Regions from separate parts of the Homo sapiens genome. Here region 1 is linked to region 2. The links are chromatin contacts, found by Hi-C or POLR2A ChIA-PET in ENCODE. All regions are on one chromosome and are shown on one strand. Each heading gives the region's core, a stretch centred on a gene start or an enhancer-like site at or near the end of the contact. The rest is flanking DNA. Distances are from core to core; before and after follow the strand shown.

Region 1 (2,761 bases), core at 70-2,569, 35 kb before region 2:
GCTTAAGTACATGACTTCCAGATAGCCCTTTAATAAGATCCAAAATGTATTTTATTGTTCTATTTGTAGAGATCTATTACGAATCAAATTCACATTTGTGCATCAATTTGGGCACCTAAGAGACATGCATAACACCCTTGAATAGAAGAAAAAAAAAATGTGTTGCAAGCACCAAACAACTGATTGCTTTCTGGAAAGATGTGGAGGAAGAGCTTTGAAGCTGCTATTTCAGCCTGCTGGGGCAAAGGCACTGTTTGGGGCACCTGCACACTAATTCTTACCTAGCATCAAAACATCCTATGAAGTAGCTGGTATTGTCCATTTACAAATATAGTAACTAAGGCTAAAGAAATAATTTTCCCAAAGAGACTCAGAAAGTGATAATGAAAAGTCCATGCTCTTAGCGAGCTAATTGTAACATCTAAGAATCTGACAACAAAACCCAAGTAGAAGAGCTGGCTAAAATTTATATATAGGTTAGTGAGTTTTAAAGACTAGATAAAACAAGCACATGGTACAAAACAGAAAAGGTATCAAAAGGTAACTTTCAAAGACAACCCATGAGAGTACATCTCCCTCCTAAGGAGTGCTTGGTTCCCCTCCACAAAGGCTACAATTGAGTTTTTGGTGCTTCCTTACCAAAATGCAGACTTAATAATTTTTAGAGCACATTTTAAAGTAGCTTAAGGAAGATGAAGCAAATCCATTATACTACCATTTAGCCTAGATGGTTTAAAATTAGAGGGGGGAAAAAACTAGCAGAAACCAAATTATAAATTGCTAAAGTTATGTCTTCCATGGTGATTTTAATGAAATGTGCCATGATTAAACACAAAAGCAAAATTATTTCCAAAGGGCAGCAAGTTATTGATGAAGAGACTGCTAGAGTAATATCTTTGGTACAAAGGGTTTCAAGATTCTATTAATTTTAAGTAACTACTGTAAAATAAGTATAAAGCAGGTTGAAGGCTTCTCCCTTTAATAATAACAATATTCCAAAAGAAGGACCTAGCTGAAAGGTACCTTATAAAATAACATCAAACAAAAGAACTTGAAAAAAGGTAATCAACCATTGTGTTAACCAGATATTTACTGTGTACCCACTTTGTGGTGGCACTGTGCTAGAATTCTAGGGTTCTAGAAATAAAGGCATAAGGTTAAATAGCATTACAATGAAATGTTATACTCAGTTAACTAAAAACGAATCTGCATTGGACACTTCTGACGAAATACCACACAAAGTCAACAGACCTCCATGCTCTACGAAACCTTTCATCTGAGATAAGCCCCAATGTCTAAATTTGGTTTCCCAGCTGTGGCCTCTTTTCTAGACTTTGAAATCTGACAGGTGTTACAGAAGGTGAATTTGTCTTCAAAACATACCCCATGCCTTAACCTTCATTTCTGATCAGCCAGGAGGATACTAAAATTTTTTGTTTAATCAGCTCGTATAGAATTCAATCATGTTTATTTTACACACTCAGTTTTGTTTAACTGAACCGATGTTATGAAACATTCATTATAAGGAAAAGAATCTGTACCATTAAACATCACTGACAGTTCCTCCTATTTATACTTAAATATATATTTCAAAGATTTCTGACATAAGCAATTGTAGATATTGGTTCAAATATTTTTTCAAAAAATTATCTGATTCTCACTCCTGCATGGTTGGGGGGATGGAAATCAGTAAGAACACTGTCTGATACATTGAAAATCAGTTTAGAACTGTTTTTTATTAACTAAAGGCAAGTTATTTCTTGAGAAATATTACATTTAATGACATTCTCATAAGCAGCTTTGTTTTTCACTTAATGTGACCGAACATAAAGCAAATACCAGGTGTTACTTAGAGCTCAGAAGAGACCGAAACAGAAATTTCACATGAAATGACAACAGTTAACAAACAAACAAATTAGCAGGTGCAAAGACATACTGTGTAAGGGAATATCTATTTACTATTTCAGATTAGCTCATTATGATAAAATTTTAATATAAAGTATGTATATAGTCATATTACTAATTCAGATAAACATTTTGAAAACATAAAAATGCAAAATTCTCTAGAAAAATATTTTCTCTCGACAGAAAACTGTCGCACACCAGAGAATTAAGGAGATTTGTTTTATTTAATAGATAAGAATGATAATTGGTATATATATGGCTTATACGCAAATAGGTGAATTTCAGTGTTTGAAAGCATGGTGCTTGCCTATATTCTAAACACTGCCTGTGAACAATGACATTAATTTATACTAATACAATTTGTTAAGAAAAAGTAAGCAGCTACATCCATTCATTTAAGAAATACCTATTTAGTTTCTCCTCTGTGCAAGACACTCTTCTGTGCTGAAGTTACACAAATTCTAAATTTAAGGAATTCATTAACGGGTTTTAAAATTTTTCCAGAAAAATCTTTTTAAATTTCAGCTTTGGTATAAAAGGCATGTTCTCCAATTCAATTTTAGTACTTCTCCTTATATGAACACAAAAGACACACACAAAATATTTTTCAGTTAATGTCACCAATAAACTCAAAGAAGCAGAATGAAAAACACAAGTAACATTTTAGGATTATTAATGGTTTTGATGTCATGAACCCCCAAGAGGGTCTTAGGAGTACCCAAGGGTCTCCCAGACGACACTTTGAGAGTTGTTGCTCCACACAAGCAAGTTATACGTAAAAACATAAAAAAAACAGATTGCTGTCCCTCCTTTATACTTTCTATTATACAACTAGAGTTCACCTGACAGGGTCTAA
Region 2 (2,906 bases), core at 185-2,684:
ACCGAAAGCAAGGCAGTCGCCCTGTGACTGAGGTGGAGGAGTGGGGAGGTATGACAGGCAGTAGAGACACAGGGAGGCCATGTACAGCCCAGAGGGAGAAGATGATGATGGCCTGAACGTTCTCTGCTCTCAGGAGTCATAAGTATTCTACCATTAATTCCCAGAGGAAGTCTCTTCAAAACAGACAGGAGAAGGAAACACCTATAATAAGTCTTGCAGGTTAAGTGGCAGAGAAACAAACTGGTTTCCCTAGGTCTACAAAAGAGCCTGTTCTGTAGTACTAACTCTTGGACCACAAATCCCTAACAAGATGCAAACTTCTGAAGATTCTTAATGGGCCTGTTAAGTAATTTTTTTTTCAAGTGTGATGACATTTTGCTCCACTGATCCAGGTGCAAAGACTGTACCAAAAACCCACCAGAGACTTTGCTTCGTATAGGAAACTCTTGATGTAATTGTAGCTCTATGACTCACGGTAATTATCTTTTTAAAGAAACATAAAACACTAAGAAAGTGTACTTTTATTTTATGATCTTCTATAAAATAACAGCATTAGTATTTCATTCATAAGTGTAATAAAGTAACATCAAACAAGAAAAAAAGCAGAGTCCGACTCTGGTGCCTTAGTGAACGCAGAAAAGCCTCACAGATCAGATTTACAGTAAGCCAGACAAACTCATCTCCACACCACTTTCATCCTTCTCATCAAAAAGGTAGTAAGACTTCAAAAAGCACATCAATCAGGCCATTCTCGCTGTTTAAGACACAACCCCAAAAGAACTCAAACTAATTACAGCGCCACATTATATACAGAAAAATACCACTGCTGTCTGAATAATATCTAAACAGTGGAAATTTAAAAGGACAAAATTAGGAAGCAAAATAATAAAAGCCTAGAGGAGGATTTTGATAGCTCATGGAAGACTGGGTGAGGGTAGGAGACTGCGGACCAAGTCTTATATCTGCACAGGAGAAAGAACCAAGTTAGAAACCACTCTACATAAAGCAAGGAGGAAGAGCTGCAATCTGAGAAAAGGGTGATCTGGTACAAGACCCCTAAATCCACAATAAGAGAATATTGTGTATGTCTCAAAAAGAGAGTATTGTATATGTCTGCTACTGAACAACAGCAACAAAAATTTTTACACTTTTCAGTAAAAGTGCTTCAAAAGAGCTGCCTATGTTCACACACTCGTGCAACCAATTAAAAGTATAATAATCAAAATTAGTTCATTTTCAATGTATAGACCAGAATCTCAAAACAGATAAAAATTCCTTTCTGAAGTATGCAACTTAGTGTCACTTCTCCATGTGTAGCATTTTCTTCGAAAACACAAAACTTTGTTAATGTTCTTCTAACTCCCAAGTTACTCAGTAACCACAAGAGTAACTGAAAGCAGTCTGGGAACAGCAGCACGTAGATCCAGGTCTTAATCTGAGCCTTGTGACCAAGCTTTACTAAATGGCTCAACCCAGACAAGTCCTGAGTTTCCCAGAGGAAAATGAGCTTTATTTCCTGAAGCCTGTAGCCACCTCTGTCCTGAAAGGACAGGAAATTGTAGTCATTTTCGCCAAAACTATATGTAAACAGGCTGCAGAAGGGAGTTACCTAGATATTGCCTTGGGCAGATATTACCTCCCAAAGTCTCAGTTTTCTCATCAGGAAAATAGGAATCACATCGTTCCCCTTCCAGGGTTGATATGAAGGTACACAAGATCATATGTGGAATTTAAGATGCTCTAATGCCTAAAATGGCAAAACTTGGTGTTAGTATCATTATCGCCTCACTGCTCATCTCCCCAGGCCCACCTCCCACCCATATTGAACACCCAAACGTCATCATTACCCCTAGCAACCACAGAATCATGGGAAGACAGAACAGATGAAGTTTGGTAAGCTACTAAATAACAGTTGTGGGCTAACAGCCAGGTTATCAGACAAGCAAACGCAACCCAAATGAAGCTTCTTACCTGCATTTCTACATCAGCTACAATGGTCTTGGTGTATCTCTACATTCCAAGCCTTCATGCATCCTTTGTAAATACTAAGAATCAGGGGTATTTAGGTTGACAAAGTAACTACATTAACCACATAATCATACCTCTACATCATTATCACCAAGAACAACAGTATTCCAAATATTAGACTCATAACTCTAAAGCAACAATTTCCTCCCCTCACTCTCTGGGAAAAAAGAAAGAAAGAAAAACTTTGCAGAGGAATAAAGTGGGAAGCCAGTGTTCTAATATAAACATGACAAGCCCAATTCTATCACTGCAATATACTTTCTGACTTCAGTACAAAAATCTTTTCTGACCATCTGGAGCTACTCCAGGCATGAGGCCAAAACTTTGTAATTCCTTTTCAAAGTAAATGACAGATCAGTAACTGCCACGTTGCTAATGCACAGCCAAAGGGAGCACCTCATATCCTATTCAATGCTCCCTGGAGTTTTACACATATAGTAAAAACAAAGTGCTTCCAAATAAACCTGCCCACTTTCCAATATTCCAAACTGAACAGCGATCCTGTCACTTTTGAACAAGGCGGCATTTCTTCGGGTGTGATCCTATTACCCTATTTCACACACAGGAAGTAGGACTTCAAGTTTCACTAAAAAGTCATATCTACACTAAAATGAATCCTATGTATGTCCACTACTATTTCAGTTCTCCAGAAATGGCACATAGGAGTCTACCAAAAATTTTTTTTCTTTTGAGTCGGAGTCTAGCTCTGTCACCCAGGCTGGAGTGCAGTGGCACGATCTCAGCTCACTGCAACCTCCGCCTCCCAGGTTCAAGCAATTCTCCTGCCTCAGACTCCTGAGTAGCTGGGACTACAGGTGCATGCCACCATGCCCGGCTAATTTTTATATTTTTAGTAGAGATGGGGTTTCACCATGTTG

The links. A loop is a pair of places that touch in the nucleus more often than their neighbours do. ChIA-PET counts read pairs that join two places held with the same protein, here RNA polymerase II (POLR2A). Pooled maps may share reads with other maps.
Region 1: a loop to region 2 is called in a map of HepG2, with 5 times the contacts of the local background. The contact joins two enhancer-like sites. A Hi-C loop is called at or near these places in 15 of 168 maps with a recorded cell type or tissue (CD14-positive monocyte, CD4-positive, alpha-beta T cell, CD4-positive, alpha-beta memory T cell and 12 more), 34 of 37 single-sample maps with no recorded cell type and 18 of 50 pooled maps. POLR2A ChIA-PET finds 5 or more read pairs at or near these places in 15 of 52 experiments (A673, AG04449, BJ and 12 more).

The regions. Positions count from the first base shown.
Region 1 is chr3:172,099,794-172,102,554 of GRCh38, reverse strand. The region is part of intron 1 of FNDC3B (fibronectin type III domain containing 3B); the gene reads right to left. Among named protein-coding and RNA genes, the nearest start is that of FNDC3B, 62 kb to the right of the region's middle. Within about 2 kb of position 1,319, at least 2 of the 41 ENCODE cell types and tissues checked have a DNase peak (open chromatin) inside an H3K27ac peak, as active enhancers do.
Region 2 is chr3:172,065,144-172,068,049 of GRCh38, reverse strand. All of the region lies in intron 1 of FNDC3B (fibronectin type III domain containing 3B), which reads right to left. Among named protein-coding and RNA genes, the nearest start is that of FNDC3B, 27 kb to the right of the region's middle. Within about 2 kb of position 1,434, at least 5 of the 41 ENCODE cell types and tissues checked have a DNase peak (open chromatin) inside an H3K27ac peak, as active enhancers do.